Linked DNA regions of Homo sapiens: regions 1, 3 and 4 are each linked to region 2. The links are chromatin loops, found by intact Hi-C in ENCODE. Cell type or tissue: heart left ventricle. All regions are shown on one strand. Region 1 overlaps ZFYVE27 (zinc finger FYVE-type containing 27). Region 2 has its middle 15 kb from the start of CRTAC1. Region 3 has its middle 20 kb from the start of SFRP5. Region 4 has its middle 41 kb from the start of LOXL4.

Region 1 (5,000 bases), 290 kb before region 2:
CTCTTTGATTTCTGTTGAACCTGTAGGTAGGGCCACTCAGCTCTGGAAGGGTTCAGGGACTGGTAGCTATGTATGGCTGGAGACATCAGTCCTCAGGGGCTATCAGTCTTCTTAGTTTGAGTCCTTCTTTCTGTCTCTGAATCTGGCCTTGCTCCCTGGCTCACTGTGTCCAGCCAAGGAGGCTGGGCTGGTGTCCTGAGTGTCCCATTTAGAAGCGCCAGGAGCAGGTGAGCGTGAGAGTCCTGGGATGGGCGGGGGTTGAGCTGCTGCCTCTGTTTCTCAGGGAACTGCACGGGCTGCTCGGCCACCTTCTCAGTGCTGAAGAAGAGGGTGAGTGTCTGTGAGGGTGCATTTGTTGGGGACAGTGTCCTTGGGACTGTCGGGTGGGGAGGAGTTGAGGGGAGTCATTGAGAAAGTCTGGCTCGGGTCACATTGGGCCTGGCAGTGGCTTTCTGGAGTGAGTGTGCCCTCCCCTGCGCCTGTGCCACCTTTTACCAGCCTCCCCAGGGGGTATTCCATTTGCTCTCTTTCCTGCTCCACTTGGGCACCCCCCAGGCCCAGTTTCCTTGGGTGGGATCAGCTGGTGGAAAGGAGGGAGGTGCTGAGAACTCCAGGTACCTGAGGGTGAGGGACACATCTGACCTTGGCTCTTGTCTGCAGCGGAGCTGCAGTAATTGTGGAAACAGCTTCTGCTCTCGATGCTGCTCCTTCAAGGTGCCCAAGTCCTCCATGGGGGCCACAGGTGAGTGGTGCAGGTGGTGGGAGGGCTTGGTTGGTATCCCGCCCAGGGGATGTCACGCTGTGGCACAGAGGCAAGGGTGTCAGAGGTCAAGGGAACTTGGGATTGTAGTCAGGCCTACGGGAACGTTTCCTCCATCCCCTTTAGCAAAATCCTGAAACATTTGGTACATGCCGAAGAATAGATATGATGTACCTGTGAATTGTGAAGGGTAATAACAAGATGAATACCTGTGGCTGCTTCACTAAAGTTGAAAAACAAGAGCCCTGGCAACACCCCCGCAGCTCCCAGCACTGCTCCTGCCTTCCTGGAGTCAATCACCAGCCGCAATTTTAATCTTTTTCTTATTTCCTTGGCACTTTGAACAAAACTAAAAATTCCTTTTTTTCCTTTTATAAAATATAAAATATTTCCTATACATATTGTAAATAAAAAACACAGATAAGCAAAAGGAAAAAAAATTCCTGATTTCTTCCTGAGAGAACAATCGGGCATGGACCCTGCTGCTCATTAGCTTGCATGTAGAATAAAAGCACATGCATATTCCTGAAAAATGTGGTCACATTTCATGTACCGTTTTGTAGTATAATGTTAAACCAAGTTTTTTTTTTTTTTTTTTTGAGACGGAGTTTCACTCTTGTTGCCCAGGCTGGAGTGCAGTGGTACGGCCTTGGCTCACCACAACCTCTGCCTCCTGGGTTCAAGCAATTCTCCTGCCTCAGCCTCCCGAGTAGCTGGGATTACAGGCATGCGCCACCACACCCGGCTAATTTTGTATTTTAGTAGAGACGGGGTTTCTCCATGTTGGTCAGGCTGGTTTTGAACTCCTGACCTCAGGTGATCTGCCCGCCTCGGCCTCCCAAAGTGCTGGGATTACAGGCGTGAGCCACCGCCCCCAGCCCAAGTTCTTTTTTCTTCCGATGCAAGTAACATATGCTTACTAACTAGAAAATTTGGAAATTATTATACAGAGGACGAAGGAAGAGAAAAATAACCCTGTAATTTTACCACCCAGAGGTAACCACTGTTAAAACATTTTGGGAAATTTCACTGTGATATTTTACTTATTCTGTTTTTTTGAGACAGAGTCTCGCTCTGTCGCCCAGCCTGGAGTGCAGTGGCGCCATCTCGGCTCACTGCAACCTCCGCCTCTTGGGTTCAAACAATTCTTGTGCTTCAGCCTCCTGAGTAGCTGGGATTACAGGCGTGCATCACCATGCCTGGCTAATTTTTGTATTTAATATTTTATTTAAAAATTTTTGAAGGTGTTCTGTTGGTGCCACAATAATGTCTAATTCATAGCACAGGAGTGGCCTGCTGTTGGCATCATCACCCCCAGGATCCCCAGTTCCCATGGAAAGAAGAATCTCTGCGGGCAGGCTAGCAAGCTGGGCAGGGAGGGTGTGGGCTGGGTGGGGGGTCTGTGTGGGGCATTTGGGAGGGTGCTTCTAGTAGTTGGGGCCATGAACCAAAGGGCGCAAGGAAATGTCTCACCAAGTTCTTCCTCCTTTTCAGCCCCTGAAGCCCAGAGGGAGACTGTGTTTGTGTGTGCCTCGTGTAACCAGACCTTGAGCAAGTGAGAAGAGAGGCCAGGGTCCAACCAGGCACCCGTCCTTGGGACCAGCAGTAGACCCCCCACTCTCCCCACCCCTGGCCCACTGTGGTGTGTGCTGGGCAAATGTGGCCTGAATGCTAGGTAGGCTTCCCCTTCCTTCCTCACTCTCTCCAGCTGGATTCTGGAGCTGTTCTCCATCCATGAGAGTGGCTGGCAATGGCTGCTCTCAATCCCTTGAGGGAGAAGAGCCCCTGGAGGGCCTGGCATGTTTGTCCTGCTCTGCCTGGGACTGAGCGAGTGGACTTAGGGCTGGGCAGGCAGTAGCCACCAGAGGGCAGCAGCGAACTAGGCCAGGCCTGACTGGGGTCTGAAGATCAGGGTCAGTGTGGCTGTGCCTGGGAATTCCAGACCTGAGGTTGGGAAAAGAGGTTTTTCTCCTGCAGGGTACTGGGCCAGGCCCTCAGCCTCAGAGAGCCTGCAGAAGGGCTTGGGAGTGCCACACCCCATCTCTGCTGATTGAATGTCCCTCCAGGCACCAGGATCTCATCATTTCCCCATCAGAGGGTGTGGCCAGGCCTAACAAGACCATGGGTGCTTCTAGAAACAGGGTTGAAGTTCCCAGATTCCCTGAGAGGAGAATGTGTATAGGAGGGTTTGGCTGAGTCCTTCAGCGTTAAGTGGAGGAAAGCTTGGGGAAGCCCCAATAGCTGGACAGACCTCGGCCTCCCCTCGAAGACACCTCAATTCACAGACTCTCAGCCCACACAATGCCCCAGTGTCCCCAGCTCCGCTGGAGCAGCTGCAGGGCACTTGGATCACAACTTCTGCACCCTCTGTCCAGAGTCTAGGGCAGTCCTCCACTGGCCCAGCACTCCAGTTTCCTTTCCCTGCCTCTTGTCCAATGGAGTGGGAGGCCAGGTGAGTGGAGCAGAGGTCCTGAAGCCCTTGACCCCTGGGGGCCTGGGTAGTGTAGGATCTCGCTGGGCTGGGTCCTGGATTCCAGGGCTATTCCCTGGAGGACAGTCTCAGTTATGGGATAAGGCCCCCTGGGGGTCTCCATTTCTTTCCAACAGTTTCATGTTCACTACTGGACTCTTACGGGCTCAGTATCTCTCCCTTAGCCATGAGCTGGCTCAGGCATCCCTTCCCTTCCCTGGAGCTGCCCTGCCTTTCTCAAGTATTTATTTATTTATTGCATGGTTCCTGGGAACATGTGGCACAAGTAATGGGATGAGGAGGAATTGGGGGTGGGGGTCTTCTACCTAGGACTCTTCCCTGGAGTCATGGGCTGCCTGGGACCCAGGACCCATGAGGGGGCTGAGAGGTTTCTACACTCGAGGAGCAGGGGTCCAGAGAGGCAGGCTGGGGAGGCAAGGGACCCATCCTAGGCCCGCTTTCTTGCCGAGCCAAGCAGCTTAGCTGGGGCTGTGCAGCCAGGGGCTTACCCAGGCCAGTGGAGGTGCCACAGCCCTGGGGAGCCAGACAGGCTTTGGTATCGTATCGCCTCTGTGTCCTTTTAAGAGAGGAGAGTTCAGTACCCCGTGCTTTCTTTACACTGGAGAGGAACTAAAAGGATCTCTGTGTCTATGGAGAATTGTCAATAAAAAGGCCTCAAGCTTCTTGTTTTTGTCATGTCTTTGTGTTGGCATTTTCCCTGAGGCTGGAAGACCAGATCTCTCTGGCACTGCTGGAGTTTTGCAGGCCTGGGCAATTCCTGCAGGACCAGGCTGAGGGGCGGGCCTTTGGGGCACCATGGTGGCAGGGGCGTGGGGGCTGCAGCCTGGTCTGGGTATGAGCTGGGGGCCAAGAGGAGGAAAGCTGTGCCTTGCACGCAGGAGAGGCTCAGCAAATGCTTGTCGGATTGACTTGAGGCCCAGTCTTGTGACCCAATTGTGAGGGCCCAGCACTGGGGGTTGGGGTTGGGACTAGAACTTGGTAAACCCCAAACAATGCAGGCTTTACAACGGAAAGATTTTAACTAATCCCTCTGAGAAAGCCAGAAAGGGTCAGCCTTCAGGGAGGCTGAGAGCAGCAGGAAAGAGGATTGGACATGAGATGGGAAGTGCAAGCCATGCCCTGAGCTGGGGCAGGTGGGTGGTGGGTGGCTGGGTGCTGGGCACTGGTGAGGGCTTTGCGTGCAGTATCTCATTTATTGCTCACAGCAACTCTGAGGTAGGCACTGTTCCCCTGAAGTAGGAGCAGAGTCCCTGCAGCAGTAGAGGGTGGTGCCTGGCGCCTGCTGTGGCCCACCTCCATGCTTGGACCCCTTTACCATCTGTTGGAGCGGTGCTGGGGCCCATTGGCATAGGGATGCTGCCCCCAGGCTCACTGTGCTTTCCTCCTCTGGAAAGTGCACCTGATGGTGATGCATAGCTTGTGCGGGTGCTGTGAGAGAAATGAGAGAGTCGACGGGAGGCATGGGGCCCGGTGCCTGGCATGCTGGACACGCTGGCTCCTGTCATCCTGGCCACCTTCAGAGGACAAACAGCTCTGTCCTGGGTGGCTTAGAACAGTGATTTATTTTTTTTAAACCAGAGTGTAATTTTAGATGATTCTTCAGAGAAGAGTATCAGAGAGGCACAAGTGTAGTTTGGAAAAGCAGTCAATGCATTTTATTTTTGGAAAATGAAAATGCCAAATGTTGGTGAAATCTCAACCATAACAGCAGTAACTTGAAGTCTGTGCCTGCAGGCATGGATTACAGAG
Region 2 (5,000 bases):
TGCCAGGGTGACCACCGGGTGAGGAACTGGGCAACCTGGCCTCTCATCTGGGCCGCCACTTTCCCACTGTATGTCCCTACTTAATCTGGAAAGATAAAACTGAGCTGGATGATCTTTCACATTCCCTGCAGTTCTGATGCTCTAGCCCTTTATTTGGGAGTAGAAGCAGGAGGAAGGTCTGGAGGAAAGGAGGCTAAAGTTTATCGAGTTCCTTCTCTCAGTCAGGCACTGAACTGAGCACAGTGGCATCACTTCTTCATAGCAGCCCTGCTAGCATAGTCTCTATTTTGCCTATGAGGAAAAAAAAAATAGGAGGCTAAGTGACATGTCTAAAGTCACATAGCTGGACCATGACACTCAAGCCAGCACACTTTCTACTTTGCCACAAGGCATCTGGCCACTTGAAAACCACCTGTACCTGCTGCTCCAGAATATCTGATTCCTAGAAGTAGCACTCACCTTCTATGGAGCATGACTTTGATCCACACAGTGACTGGGAAAGAGAGATGTCAGCTGGGTTGTCGGATTTCCTGGTTTATTTCAACACTATCTTCTGGCTCCCAGTTAGGCAGCTCGGGGGTGAAAGCTGCCCTTGATGTAAGTAATGAGCAGTAGAACTTGCGTTGTAGGCTGACCCCACAGGACACTGAATGATTCTGTAATTATGCCACACAGTATTCATTGAAGGCCATGCATGTGCTGTACGCTAACAACAACAATAGCAATAACAGCAGCAGCAGCAACAGCAAAAACAGTAGCAACGACGGTAGCGACAACAGCAACAGTAGCGGCAACAACAGCAGCAAAACAGCAGCAACAGCAACAACAGTAGTGTCAACAGCAGCAGCGACAGCAGCAACAACAGCAGCAGCGACAGCAGCAACAACAGCAGCAATAGCAGCAACAACAGCAGCAATAGCAGCGACAACAGCAATAGCAGCAGCAACAACAACAGCAGCAGCAACAGCAGCAACAACAGCAGCAACAACAACAGCAACAGCAGCAACAGCAGCAGCAACAACAATAGCAACAACAGTAGTGGCAATAACAGCAGCAAAACAGCAACAGCAGCAGCAGCAGCAACAGCAACAATCAATGACCTTTCCGAGGGCTCATTCTGCACTGGGCACAGTAAGATACTTACAAGCATATCACCTATGAGGAGTGTAAGATGACTCTCCCTATTTTCTGCTTGAGGATATTGGGTCTCAATCTCGGACAGATGAAACGAGTATCCCAATGGCTGAACCGCCAGGATCAACATGCTTCTGCCTCTATATGGCGGAGAAGGTGTTAACTTGCTAGGTAAACCAAGGGGCTGTATTTTCTTAATTAAAAATCAGGGCACATGGTCTGATACACTGGCTGGTGATCAGCAGGATCTCTAAAAACCCCAGGGGCAGTTGCAATCAGTATGGGTCTCAGCATAGCTACCTGCCTCTTTGTGCCCCCTCTTCTGCTCCATATCCATCATATCACTTTCTGGTCGCCCAAAGCCCTCCCACAAAGGCTCATCACTCTGGCCTCCCTCCCAGAGTATCTCGTGCTCCAAAACTGTGACCTCTAATCTGCAACCAAATTTACCATTCTCAGATTAAACAATCCCCAACCTATTCTGGTGGAGGAAACCCTAACAGCTGATTGGTGTAATTCATACTAAGGTGTGAGTGATTAACAAGATGTCTATCACTAACAAGTGTCTGTCATTTTAAAGAGAAGCTAGTTTCTCCACCAGACAGCTGTCTCTAATAGGATCCTAGCTGCCTGGCAGTCCAGGCTTCATGGTGGCAGTCTCATGGGGAAAGGTGGAGAGAGAGAGAGAGAGAGAGAGAGAGAGAGAGAGAGAGAGAGAGAGACCAACCTCTCCAGCGGGCTGATTTTCAAAGGGAGGTGCCTTATCCCCACTTTCTAGTCTCTGATCAGAATGCAGTGGCACAGGGAGAGTGCTTGGAAAACCCTACAGCCCCTCTCCTATTGGCATCGTCTCACCTTTCGAGACCCTCTCTTCAGTGAGAAACCATTTTAATAAGGCTGTAATTTCGTTACAGAATTTTGTAATTAAATATCCTTAAAAGAAATGAGGCTGCAGGTCCCTATCTCCCAATTTATCATAGACTTAATTCCCCAAGTTACACAGTGTTTAATCAAGACTGTATCCCTATTATAACTTCATGCACTTTCCTGGCCTTAGAGATAGGAAGTGCTCTGAATTTCTCATGAGGGTGCTCTCTGTTCCTGGGATGTTATTGTTTACCAAATAAGTGGTGGCTTCTTAGTCAGAAGTAGCAGATCTGTCCTCACCCCTGCCCTCACCCTAGTCCTCTGGGCCCGTCTCACCCTCCGAGGTAAATCCATTCATCAGCTCTTCAGAGGGTGTCACAGTTCAGAGCTGGCGGCTTCATTTAAGGAGCAAATGTGCTCCCCCTGCTGGCTGAGGGCAGCCAATACATCGGTGTGCTGCAAAAATCACAAACCTGGTTTTTGGGCTCCCTCCAAACCACAGGTGTGAACACCTACCATGTGCTGGGTGCAGTGCTAACGGATATCAAGATGAGAAGGGTCAGGCAGCTGTCCTCAAAGAGCATAGAGTCTGCTAGGAGAGACAAAAATGTGAGTAAATATTTTACATAATCCATAAAATCATGTGTTTACCTCTATTTACTTAATTGTGGGATTGCAGAGAGAAGAGAAACTACTTCTGTCCACAGAGATAAGGGAGGCTCCATAGTGAATATAGCACTTTACCTGCATCCTGAAAAAGCAGTCAGATTTCAGAAAGTGATGATGGTGGGGATCACACAACTTAGAGTGTTAGGGGTAAAGAGAACTGAAGAATCACGTACTTTAAATGCCTCCTTTTATGAGTGAGGAAAGGGAGCTCAGAAAGCCCAAACACCCTACGTGCAGTGATGGAATAGAGAGTGGAATCCATTTCTTCTCATTCCAACTCTGGGCTCACCAGGAATTCCAGGCTGAGGGTGGATGAAAGGCAGTGTGGGTGGGGAAGTGCCAGATATGTCGGGGAAATGGTGAAAGGGGTCAGAGTTGCCACAAGAAATTCAATCGCTTTTACTGAGGAAGTGAAATGGTCTGGTTAATTTAATTTCCTAATTAGATGGAAGTTCTGCAGAAAGGCTGCTTTGTTAGAAATGTTTTTAAATTTTAAAAAACTTCCTAAAATGTTTTCTTTTGCTTTCCTGCCTTAGCAAGAAAAATGAAGGCCATGGTTAGGCCATTGATACGTCTGGTTCTTGCAGTATCTTGCAATTATTTTAGCTGCAGAGAACATGCAAATTTACAGATAGAGACCCTTGAAGGGGTTTTAAAAATCTTTAACGGCAACATATTTGCCTGCTATTTGTCTATCATCAACCACAGTGTATAGATTTATTTATCAGTGTGGGATAGTTAAATCAAGAAATCTGATTAAATGAGGGCCCTGGCTCACGTTGCTTTGGGTAATTGAGGTTTTGCCGGGTTATTAAGGTGGTCCCTGCTGAGCCCCCGCATATCTTTGCCCTTGCTCTTTGCAGGGCTGCACCAGGCATTGGTGCTTCAGCAAGGAGCCCTATAGAATTCCTGGGCTTGTTTTGAAAAGGAGCAGGCAGAACATTTCACTGATGATACTGGCTGGCTCATGCACAAGTTCTTCCCACTGGGACCCCTGCCCACGGAAAAGTATGAATAGTGGCCTTATCTAAATGACAGCCTCAAGAGATTTGACTTCAGCCTGGATGTGGTAGCCAGCTGCCCCAGATTCCCACTTTCTGATATTCACACATTATACAGGCCCCTCCTACATTATACCAGGGTCGGTTTGTATAGCTAATAAAATAGGTGATAGCATGTCACTTCCTGGGTTAAGTTATAAAAAGTCGTTGCAGCTTTCATCCTGGCAGCTTTCTCTCTCAGATCACTTGCTCTCGGGGGAGGTAGCTGCCATGTCATGAGCATCACTATGGAGAGGCCCACGTGGTAAGGAGCTGAGGCCAACAGCCAACAGTCATGTGAGTGAGCCTGGAGGCCTAGGCTCCAGTCCCAGTTTAGCCTGATAACTGCAGCCCTGGCTGACATCTTGACTTCAACTTCATGAGAGAGACTGAGCCAGAACTACCCAGCTAAGCCACTCTCAGATTCACAACCCTCAGAAATTGTATGAGATAATAAATATGTGTTGTTTTAAGCTGCTGAATTTAAGCTAATTTGTTATGCAACAATAGATAACTAATACACTAGCGAGAGATCTCCCTGGCATGGGGAACTCTTGGGGACTGCTCTTTCTCAGCACTCTATCTAAGCAGCCAGAGGTGTCTTGACATCCCGGAATCTTAAATCTAGAAGAGGCCCTGGAGTTTAGCTAGTCCAGTTCCCTCAGTTTATGGTGGAAAAAGAGAGGCCAGAGGAGAAGAGGCTTTGTGTGTAGCCAAGATGAAAATAAAAGTTGGATCTCCTGATTTGGGGTTCTGCCTTTCCTCCTCTATTTCCACTCCCACAATTAGTTGGCTTCCCAATTCATCATTTTTATTATTTGAGACATGGTCTTGCTCTGTCACCTTTGCTGGAGTGCAGTGGCGTGATCACAGCTCACTGCAGCCTTGACCTGCCTGGGCTCAGGTGATCCTCCCATCTCAGCCTCCTGAGTAGCTGGGACTACAGGCATGCACCACCATGCCCAGCTATTTTTTTTTTTTTGGACTTTTTGTAGAGAGGGAGCTTCACCATGTTGGCCAGTCTGGTCTCAAACTCCCAGGCTCAAGTGATCTGCCCACCTCAGCCTCCCAAAATGGTAGGATTACAGGCCTAAGGCCCTCACCCTAATTATTATTTTATTCATCAAATATTTATAGAGTTCCTACTATGCACTAGGTCCTGTGTTAGGCCCTGGGTCATTGTAGAGGCTCTTGGCACATGTGGGACTATGGTCAAAAGTTATCATTCGAATGAAATATGCTTATTACAATGGATATATGCTGAATAAATGAATAAGTCAGGAGACACCA
Region 3 (5,000 bases), 250 kb before region 2:
GGATTGAGACGAGACGGGAGACCTGGGTTCTGGCTAAAGGGCTCCCTCAGCTCCCTCTGTGCCTTTATTTATTTTATTTTTTAGATGGAATCTCACTCTGTTGCCCAGGCTGGAGTGCTGTGGCATGATCTCAGTTCACTGCAACCTCTGCCTCCTGGGTTCAAGTGATTGTCCTGCCTCAACTTCCTGAGTAGCTGGGATTCCAGGCACCCACCACCACGCCAGACTAATTTTTGTATTTTTTGTAGAGATGGGGTTTCACCATGTTGGCTAGGCTGGTCTTGAACTCCTGATTTCAAATGATCCACCCGCCTCGGCCTCCTAAAGTGCTGGGATTACAGGTGTGAGCCACCGCGTCCGGCCCCCTCTGTGTCCTTAGATAAGTCACTGCACCTCTTTGGGCTGCTGTTTCTACATCTGAAAAAATGGGGGGTTGGGGGATTGGACTAGATGACACGAAGGGCCCCTACACTTTAAAGGTGCTCAATGCCTGGCCCTGGGTAGGTGAGGCATGGACTGACCTGTCGGCAGGGAGAGGGGCAGAGGGTGTGTGGGCAGAGGCACCACCTTGGCTAAGGGACAGTGGGCTGGACGGGATTTGTCCCTGCACCTGTCTTAGTCACCCAGGACAGCAAGTGGGTGGTGGTGGTGGGGGTGCTGCTGGGGTACAGGAGGGGTAACAGGGCCCTTGAGCCACTGTGCACCTTGGAGGGCCATGCAGTACGCTGGTTAAGCACCCAGGTGCTGGAGTAGTGGCATTTGATTCAAATCCCAGGTCTGCTTCTCCCCTGTGTAATCTTGGGTGAGTCCCTCAACCTCTGGCACCTCAGTTTCTCTATCTGTACAATGGGCATGATAATAGTGTTTACCTTGTCATTTTTGGGAAGTTTTGCTAGAAAGATAAATGTAAAGTGCTTAGCTCGATTCCTGGCAGATGGCAAGTGCTCAGTAAATGTGAGTTCTTACTTCTTTCCCGGCCAGGTCCATAGGGCCTGGACCCTTGTTAGAGCAGATTCTGTGTGACCACAGCTGTGGAGGAGATGGGGCAGTTCAGCCTCAAAGCAACTGCTGGCCCAAGGATGCTGATTATAAAGTGTACTTAAAATGATCAACATTTATTATCTCACAATGCAACAAATAATTATAATAAATAATTCAGTGGCTCAGGAATTCAGGAGCATCTGAGCTGGGTGGTTCTGACTCAGGGTCTCTCTCACGAGATTGCCATCAAGATATTGTCTAGGGGCCAGACACAGTGGCTTACACCTGTCATCCCAGCACTTTGGGAGGCTGAGCTGGGAGGGTCTCCTGAACCCAGGAGTTTGAGACCAGCCTGGGTAAACAGGGAAACTCTGTCCTTATAAAAAATTAACAAAAAAATTAGCTGGGCATGATGGCATGTGTGGGATCCTAGCTACTCAGGAGGCTGAGGCAAGAGGATCACTTGAGCCCGGGAGTTCGAGGCTGCAGTGAGCCATGATTACACCACTGCACTTCAGCCTGGGTGACAGAGTGAGACTGTCTCCCCTGCCTCTGCAAAAAAAAAAAAAAAAAAAAAAAAAAAAAAAAAAAAAAAAAAATTGGCCAGGGCTGCAGCCACCAGGAGACTTGGGAGGGGCTGGAGGATCTGACCCCAAGTCCACTTGTGTGACTGTTGGCTGGAGGCCATATGGGGAGCTTGAGTGTCCTCACGACATGGGAGCTGGCTTCCCCAGGGCAAGTGACCTAAGGAAGCCAGGCGGGGGGAAGCACAGTGCCTCTCATTACTTGGTCTCTGAAATTGCCCGCCATGAATTCTGCTTACTGTGTTCATTGGAGACAAGTCACTACCTCCACCTCACACCCAAGGGAAGGGAGGAGTATCAGAATTTGTGGACCTCTTTTAAAGCCACCACAAACATTAACAGCTATTCTATGCCCAGATGCTCTGTGGTGGGAACTGGACACACATTATCTCTAATTCCCACAAAAGCTTTCTAAGTTAGGAATGAAGTTTCTTCTATGGGTGAGAATATAGTGATTCAAAGGGATGAAGCATCTTGCCCAAGGCCACCAGCCAGGGGGTGTCCACAGTGCTGTCTGGTCCCAGAGCCTGGCCTTTCCCACCACACCAGGCCATTCCCCACCCCAGATACAACCCAGTTTCAGCCACACCCAATCCAGCCTTGGCTTTGAAGCCACACAGGACTGGCTACGGTAAGGAGACCTCCTTGGTTGTAGGATTAAAAGTAATGTATGAGGCACAGGGCATGAGAAAGGTAGGGACTTTCAGAGCCACACTGACCTGGGTTTGGGTTCTGACTTTGCTTCGTGCCTCAGTTTTCTCATCTGTATGGTAGGAGCAATCATGTCCATGGGGCAGGACAACTACAAGGATTAGATGAGGTGTGTACGCAGCAGGTATGCAGCACTGGCTGTTATTATCATGGGATGGGGCCAGGTAGCCCTGAGGCTGGGCCGAGAGAAGGCTGCCCTCCCTGGGAGTAGTGTGTTCTCATGGTGGAAGCAATGTCCCCCCTTCCTGGTCTGAGGACTCCCATCCGGGTTGTGTTCAGCAAAGACAGGGAATCCAAGTGATGGTGCTGCTTTGCCAGCCCTGTAGGTAGGGCTGAGGCCAGGCCCCCACGCTTGAGGGCCAGACTCGGCCAGGCTACGGACTTTCCCTAACCTCCCCGCCCTGACTCTTCCTAGGCTCAGGGGGTCCAGGCTGGGAGCTCCCCGGAGCCCTCCCCTCCTGCCTTCCCAGTGTCTCCCATGTCTCCGGCAAGGAGGGATCTGCATGCACTTGTCTGCTTCCGCCAGCAGAGGGAGCAGGTGCTGTGTCTGGGAACCAGGGAGGCTCCAGGTGAGGTGGCTGCCTGGCAGGGGGTCCTCTTGTCCTGGAAGCCCCTTAGCCCAGTGGGTGACTTGGTGATTTGGAGCAGAGCTGGCAAGGGTGGGGGCTGCATCCTAGAGCTCCTCCGAAAAGACCAGTCTCAGCTCTCTAGAGCCCAGGAGATGGGGCCATGTTCAAGGAAGGGAAGGGATGGGGTTTCCTGGGCCTGAGATCTCAGATCTCGGCCCCCGCCTCCCTTGCAATCCAGGGAGGCAAAGAAGTCATTGCTGCACTCCATAGTCTGTCCAGCTAATTTCATACAGTGCCAACTGTATGCCAGGCACTGTGGTAGCCCTGGGAGTGCACGGCAGATGTGGCCTTTCACAGGGCTGACATTCTAAAGGGAAGCTGGGCAAAGACAAGATGTATGAATGGAGTAATGGCAAACATGCGGTAAAGGAAATAAACAGGAGGCTGGGAGAGGCAGCAGCTGGGGACCCATGTCTACACTGCTCACCCAGATGGCCAGGTGGAATTGAGGTGGAGCAAGTCCGTGAGTCTGTGGGTGGGAACTGCCTCCTCCACTATGCCCCTCTCAGCCATGGGCTCCTATTGTCACCAGAAATCACCACAGGTCATCATAAGGACCTGGCCATGACAGCAGGGAGGACGTTTAGTCCACTAGTCACCTGCAGGATTATCCATGGAACTAATTCACTGGAGCACCTGGAGTCACACAGGCCTGGCTTGTGGCCTGGCTCAGTCACTTATCACCTGTGTGACCTTGGCTAAGATGCTTAAATTCTCTGTTTTGTCATCTGCAAAGCAGTAATAAAGATTCCTACATAGTGCGAGGACTGTGGTGTGTTCATCCTCTTGCAGCGCTACCTCTTGCCAGCTGACGTGTTGCGCTCACATACATTTGTTTTTTATTGCTGCTGAAACAAATTACAAATGTGTGTTACTTTAGCATTTAAAGCAACGCACATTTATTAGCGCACAGTCTCTGTGGGTTGGGAGTCCAGGCCTGGGTTACCTGGGTCCTTTGCTCAGGGTCTCACAAAGCTGCAGTCAAAGTGTCAGCCAGGTCCAGGCACGGTGGCTCACGCCTGTAATCCCAACAGTTTGGAAGGCCAAGGTGGGTGGATCACTTGAGGTCAGGAGTTTGAGACCAGCCTGGCCAACATGGTGAAACCTCATCTGTACTAAAAATACAAAAGTTAGCCAGGTGTGGTGGCATGCACCTTTAGTCCCAGCTACTTGGGAGACAGGCAGGAGAATTGCTTAAACCCAGGAGGCAGAGGTTGCAGTGAGATGAAATCGCACCACTGCACTCCAACCTGGGTAACAGAGTGAGATTCCATCTCAAACGAAACAAAACCCAACATGTCAGCCAGGGTAGGGTCATCTGAGACTTGGGAGCTTCTTCCAAACTTCCTAGGTTTTGGCAGAATTAATTTCCTTGCAGATGTAGAACTGCTTCTTGCCTCCCTTCCTCCCTCCCTCCCTTCCTTCTTCCCCTTTCTTCCTCTCTTCCTTCTTCCCTTTCTTCCTCCCATCCTTCCTTCCCTTTCTTTTATTTCATATAAAGATGAAGTCTCGAAATCCTGAGCTCAAGCAATCCTCCTGCCTTGGCCTCCCAAAGTGCTGGGATTATAGGTGTGAGCCACCACGCCCAGCCCAACCTCTTTAAGATCCTTCCTTCCTCTCTTCCTTTCCTTCCTTCCTTCCTTCTTTCCTTCCTTCCTCTCTCTTTTTCTTTATTTCTTCTTCCTCTTCTTCTTCTTCTTCTTTTTTTTTTTTTTAAGAGATGAGGTCTTGCTATGTTGCCCAGGCTGTTCTCGAACTCCTGGGCTCAAGTGATCCTCCCACCTTGGCCTCCCACAGTGCTGGGATCACAGGCGTGAGCCACTGCACCAAGGCCTGCATCTTCTTCTTGAAGACTGTGTCTTCAAAGCCAGCTGGAGAGCTCTCTCTGAGGTGTCACCATCTTTAAAAAGGCTCACCTGATTAGGTCAGGCCTACCCAGGATCATCTCACTTTCTATTAACTTAAAGTCAACTGATTATAACATTCCATATTTGCTGGTCCCACCCAGACTAAGGAAGAAGAGATCATACAGGCCATGCATAGTCAGGGTAGGAATCCTGGAGGCTATTTTAGAATTATCAGTATGACAAAAATT
Region 4 (5,000 bases), 260 kb after region 2:
ACATATTCTTACTTGGGAATTGTATCAGTCAGGATAGGCTTGGTTAAGATACAGTAACAAACAGCCCCCAATCTCAGTGGCTTAAAAACCACGGTTTTCTTTCTTACTCAGTCGACATGTCCATGACAGCTCAATAAGAGAGCTGTGTTCATCACAGCAGCTCAGGGATCTGGGCTGCAGGAAGAGCCACGATTTGTAATGTTGCCAATCACCATGCCAGAGGGAAGAGGAGCTCTGGAGGGCCCAGAACCTTCCACTCACGAGTCACTGGACATAAGTAGCCACGCAAACTTGATCCACCACAGGGGCCCCAAAAAGTACAAATCTGCCACGAACCCAGAAAGAGGAAAACCAGAAAGATTTAGAGAACAACCCTAATAAACTTTTAAAAACCATTTTGTATTTTTTGTGGTATGAAATAGAGTGATTTTTAAATGTAATAGTTTCATTTTAGATCAGTATATTATGATCAATTATATTTTAAGGTATATTTTAATCACTCTTTAATTATAACCATAATGTATAGAGACGAATTTGGGCATTTTCATCACTGAGGAGGTGATAAATGCTATTTAATTTAATCATGCAAAAAAGTGATTTGTTGACAAATTTTAATTTGATATATGTTTCATTTGAGGACCAAATGTATTTTAAAATGAATGTTGTAATTATAACTTGCAGCATAACAATGTTTTTTAGGACCTCATATTTGAACTTAATGAAAATTTTGTATTTCAAAAAGCAAGATTTTTTTTTTTTGATGTAAAGGATTTTCTCCCACTGGATATTGAGATTAAGGGTATGAAACCACTATTTTTTTGTTTTGTTTTGTTTTGATTTGAGACAGAGTCTCACTGTGTCCCAGGTTGGAGTGCAGTGGCGTGATCTTGGCTCACTGCAACCTCTGCCTCCTAGGTTCAAGCGATTCTTGTGCCCCAGCTTCCTGAGTAGCCGGGATTACAGGCGCATGCCACCACACCCAACTAATTTTTGTATTTTTAGTAGAGATGGGGTTTCACCATGTTGGCCAGGCTGGTCTCGAACTCCTGACCTCAGGTGATCCACCCACCGTGGCCTCCCAAAGTGTTGGGATTACAGGCGTGAGCCACCTCGCCAGGTCAGAAACTGCTATTTGTTAGCACTTCTCAAAAATACATTACAGGACTGGATCATCTTTATTCTTAATAAATAAAAATGCCAAATTGGCCATAATTGTCAGTGTGTTTTCTCTTTTTAGCATTGGTTTATGGGGTACTAGAAACATTTTTAGAATTATTCTATTTTTTATGTTCCTTATTAACTTGATAGTGTATTTCCTTCTCAGTGTTCCTTATGCTTCTTGTCTTAAACCAATGGTCCATCCATCCTGGGTGTAAATTAAACTGAGTATGACTAAACATAAAAAGAATTTAATGCTGCATGATAGTGAAACCCACCAGGATGGTTAGTGGTGTTCGGCTGAGTGCTGAGCCAACGGCCTGGAGACTGAGTCACAGCCAAATTGATCTCCACTCCCAGGGAAGGTGTGCTCTCCTGGCATGCCTTCAGAGCACTCACGCCCTTCCATTTAGAAAAGTAACTATTTTATTATTGATTTAGAAAATAAATGAAACATACTATCATTGCCTTGAAGCACGCAGATGCTTGCAATATCTTCAGGAGCCCGTGAGGATCACAAATAGCACACTGGGAAATGTTTCACCACGCCAGCTTCCACCGACTGTAGGCGCCTGGGGGTACATCGGAACTCAGCCATCTCTGCAGGTGACAGCCTCGTGGTGCCCAGCCCAGTGGGTTTTGCATAGGCTTAGATGCTTGCTATTTGTAGATTGTTGCTGATATTGCTTGATATTTGGAAGGGCAAAGAAAAAAAGGAGGGAAAGACCGACTACCTCCTCTTGAGTATATTCTGCTTCCCAGTATACAAGGGGGTTGACTGCACTGCCCAGGTCTGGATCATGTCTACACAGCCCGAGGAATGAGAGGTGGTGGTTGGCAAGATGCAGCCAGGGCCGGAAAGAGATGCAGAGATCCCCCAGGAACCAGTGTGTGAACTCTCTGGCCGTGTCCTCCCCCTGCCATGAAGAGCCGAGATAATGAAGATAGAACAAGCTCAGAGCAGGGCAGAGAAGCCATCCAGGAGACATGACTTACGGGAGGAGAGTTTAATTGGTTTAGCCTAAAAAGCCCATTACGCTCTCTGGTGGACACGGTAATGCTATAAATATCCACAAGGTGACAACAAGGGAGAGAGGATGGGTCTGTCTCGCTGATAGACTGTTAAGACCGGCGGCGCAGGGGGAGGCAGGCCCTGCTGGGGGCTTGAGCTCATTTCAGGGGCTTGGAGATGTTTTTACAGTGAGAATCCTTTGTTCAAATGAAAGCATACATGGAACTCTGTAACATGAAACAGATGGATAGCTAAGCTTCTCTAGCAGAAGCAAAGGTCATTCTTTGCCCCAACTCCTGCAGATACCTCACCTCACCCTCCCTGCAGCGCCCCGGCATCTCCTCTAGGCTCAGTTGGAAAACCTGTAGGTGAGCTACTCAGAGGCCCCCAGCTCTGACAGTCCTTGCTGGGGAGTGGCCGTGTCTAAGCAGGAGGTGAGGGTGAGGCACCCGAAAAGACAGTCTGTGGGGATGCAGCTTAAAGCAGGGCCCCTGTGTGGAAAGGGGTTTTTGCTGCCAAGAGATCCTGGGAGTGGTGAGACAGTACCCATCAAGCCTCGGGAAGGACTGAGCTCGTTAAATCACAAGTCGTATCTCACTGGCAGCTGCAGTCTTGGGAGCAGGCATTGGCAATGGATTGTGAGCAAGCGCATGCCTGTGGGGTCTCTCACATGGTCGGGAGGGGAGCTCAGCTTTCAGGGAGCATCTCAGAGTGTGCAGATGGGAGGGTGTTAGGGAAAAGGAGGCAGGGTGATGAGCACGGCGGCAGTCCCGGACCCGGAGTGTGGAGGCTGAGCTCCAATCCCTGCTCTCTGTAAATCTGCCATGTGACCTTGGGTTGTTTGGCTCTCAATTTCCTGATCTGAAACACAAGGTTGGATAAGAAGAGGGAGTGGGATGGAGGCGTAAGCTGCGGCCGCCCGTTCCCAGCCCTCTTCCGCCCTCTTATGGCCACCCCTGAACCAGCCTTTGCTAGGCGGCTTCCCAGGGCCTCCAGGGCCTGCGAGCCCAGTCTGGGAAAACTGGGCTTGGCAATGACCCTGGCAAGGGCATCCCAGGCCGTGGCTCCTGGATGAGAGAGACAGAATCAAATCTGCCCTGGGGGGAGGGGAACTGGGAGAGCTCCTTTGCCAAGGGACCACACTTGGGGGCCACCCTTGAACCTCTTTCTAACAAGGAACAAAGGCAGCTCCACGAGTGACTCCTCTGCTCAGAAACACAGCTCTCTGCTGCCTGGAAATCACAAAAAGACGCTGAGTGATGGGGTGCCCTTCTATGCTCTGGTTCCCTCCCAGTTTCTTTCCTCCCAATTTCCCTCCTCATCTTCTATGCCTCTATTTAGCCCTCAGGACGTGACAGTTCCCAGATCTCTGCTGGATGCCTCCCTTTATCTGAAATGCTGGTTCCAGCCTCCAGCACTCCCCCTAACAGGGAACAGGTACTCACTCCCTCCTCCCTGTGAGACACAATTAACAGTGACATACAATTTTTTAATGTGAAAATCAACCACCAAGCAGGCCAGGCATGGTGGCTCACGCCTGTAATCCCAGTACTTTGGGAGGCTGAGGTGGGAGGATGGCTTGAGCCCAGGAGTTCAAGACCAGCCTGGGCAAAATAGCGAGACCACATCTCAGAAAAAAAAAGAAAACCAGCCACAAAGCCTACTACTCACACCTGTTATTCCTCAGTAGGAGCCATGGTGCACCTGGCCTTTTGTTCTTGGTTTTTCATCACTGTACAATGTTTTTTTCCTGCTGATCCATAATCCTTATGGTAGTAATTTAGCAGCTGCATGATTCATCATTATACAGACTGGTGGCTGTCAGTCTGAGTCTAGGGGCTGTCCAGGTGATGGCATCCAACTTCTCCTTTCACCCCAGGAACTCTGCATTTACCTTTCTCCCAGCTTCATTGTCTTGTTATAACACACTGGGGGTTTCAGGAAAGATTTTATTTGGAAAAAAAATCTGTGGTTTAAGACACTTAAAAATCACGGAGCTAGATTAACAAATATGCACATAACCAAATGCATAACAAATATGCACATAACCAAATGCATCATTTCAAAGAATGGTTTTGCACATGCAGACTTTCCCTCTTTTAAAAGTGTCTCGCTGGCATTTTTTTTTCTCCCCTGCCTGGCGTTGTCCTTCTCTGGAGAATGCGTTTGCCTCGACCCTTCTATTAGAACAGGACTCCTGAGAGTCAGGGGCTGGGTCCTGCTCATTTCAAAGCCTGGCAAGGTGCCCCGCACACCGTGCACGCTCCCTTGTGGAACTGAATATGAAGGTGGCTCCACGGGGGAACTGGGACGTGCCTATGTTGGATGGACAAGACGTTCCAGTTCAGAATTTCTCAGCACACCAGGGAATGGCAGAGGTTCTCCAAGATAATTTTTGTTGTCAGGGTAGGGCCAAGACCACCTCCCTTGCCAGGCTCTGGGGGGACTCAGAGAGTCCTTGCCCTGGGAAGGGTTTTGTCAGGAGCACCAGATGAAACAGACCACGCTGGCCTCCCTCCAGGGTTCAGGACAGGCCTCGGCCTCGGCATTCATTGCTGGAGCCTTTCCCACATCCTCCACTGCACACTCGCTGGTCTGTGCCCATCACTGCACCTGAATGTCCTGCTGGTGAGGCACCTAGCTGAGAGAGATGTGTCCCTGGGCTCTGCTTGGAGGAATAACCCTTGGCCCATCTCCTGTGCTGTGACCCTCCACGCCTGCCCTCAAGTCATGTCCCCAGGAGGAAACTGCCAGCCAGTCCCCAGCAAGGGGGAATAGTGAATCAGAACACAAAGAGGCTTTTGGCTGGGTGCAGTGGCTCATCCCTTCC

What was found. Peaks named below come from ENCODE experiments on the same cell type or tissue, not always from the same donor. Only the 100,000 strongest peaks of a DNase experiment are listed, where the experiment ranks them.
Region 1: a loop joins it to region 2, with 4 times the contacts of the local background. A loop is called at or near these places in 32 of 110 quality-filtered maps.
Region 3: a loop joins it to region 2, with 4 times the contacts of the local background. A loop is called at or near these places in 35 of 110 quality-filtered maps.
Region 4: a loop joins it to region 2, with 2.6 times the contacts of the local background. A loop is called at or near these places in 3 of 110 quality-filtered maps.

The regions. Positions count from the first base shown.
Region 1 is chr10:97,756,982-97,761,981 of GRCh38, forward strand. ZFYVE27 (zinc finger FYVE-type containing 27) reads left to right here. Exons shown (of 13, transcript NM_001385875.1): 11 at 284-330; 12 at 661-742; 13 at 2,255-3,914. The coding sequence ends at 2,319. Among named protein-coding and RNA genes, the nearest start is that of SFRP5, 13 kb to the right of the region's middle. RefSeq lists a silencer at 2,537-2,586 and an enhancer at 3,059-3,558. In heart left ventricle, CTCF peaks have their summits at 2,625 (motif pointing right) and 2,827; a DNase peak (open chromatin) is centred at 2,630.
Region 2 is chr10:98,043,544-98,048,543 of GRCh38, forward strand. No RefSeq gene overlaps it. Among named protein-coding and RNA genes, the nearest start is that of CRTAC1, 15 kb to the left of the region's middle. RefSeq lists an enhancer at 2,512-2,571. In heart left ventricle, CTCF peaks have their summits at 2,433 (motif pointing left) and 2,641; a DNase peak (open chromatin) is centred at 3,978; H3K27ac peaks cover 1,154 bases.
Region 3 is chr10:97,789,363-97,794,362 of GRCh38, forward strand. No RefSeq gene overlaps it. Among named protein-coding and RNA genes, the nearest start is that of SFRP5, 20 kb to the left of the region's middle. In heart left ventricle, CTCF peaks have their summits at 2,799 (motif pointing right) and 3,001; a DNase peak (open chromatin) is centred at 2,799; H3K4me3 peaks cover 232 bases; H3K27me3 peaks cover 620 bases.
Region 4 is chr10:98,306,639-98,311,638 of GRCh38, forward strand. No RefSeq gene overlaps it. Among named protein-coding and RNA genes, the nearest start is that of LOXL4, 41 kb to the left of the region's middle. In heart left ventricle, CTCF peaks have their summits at 2,206 and 3,122 (motif pointing left); DNase peaks (open chromatin) are centred at 3,123 and 4,733.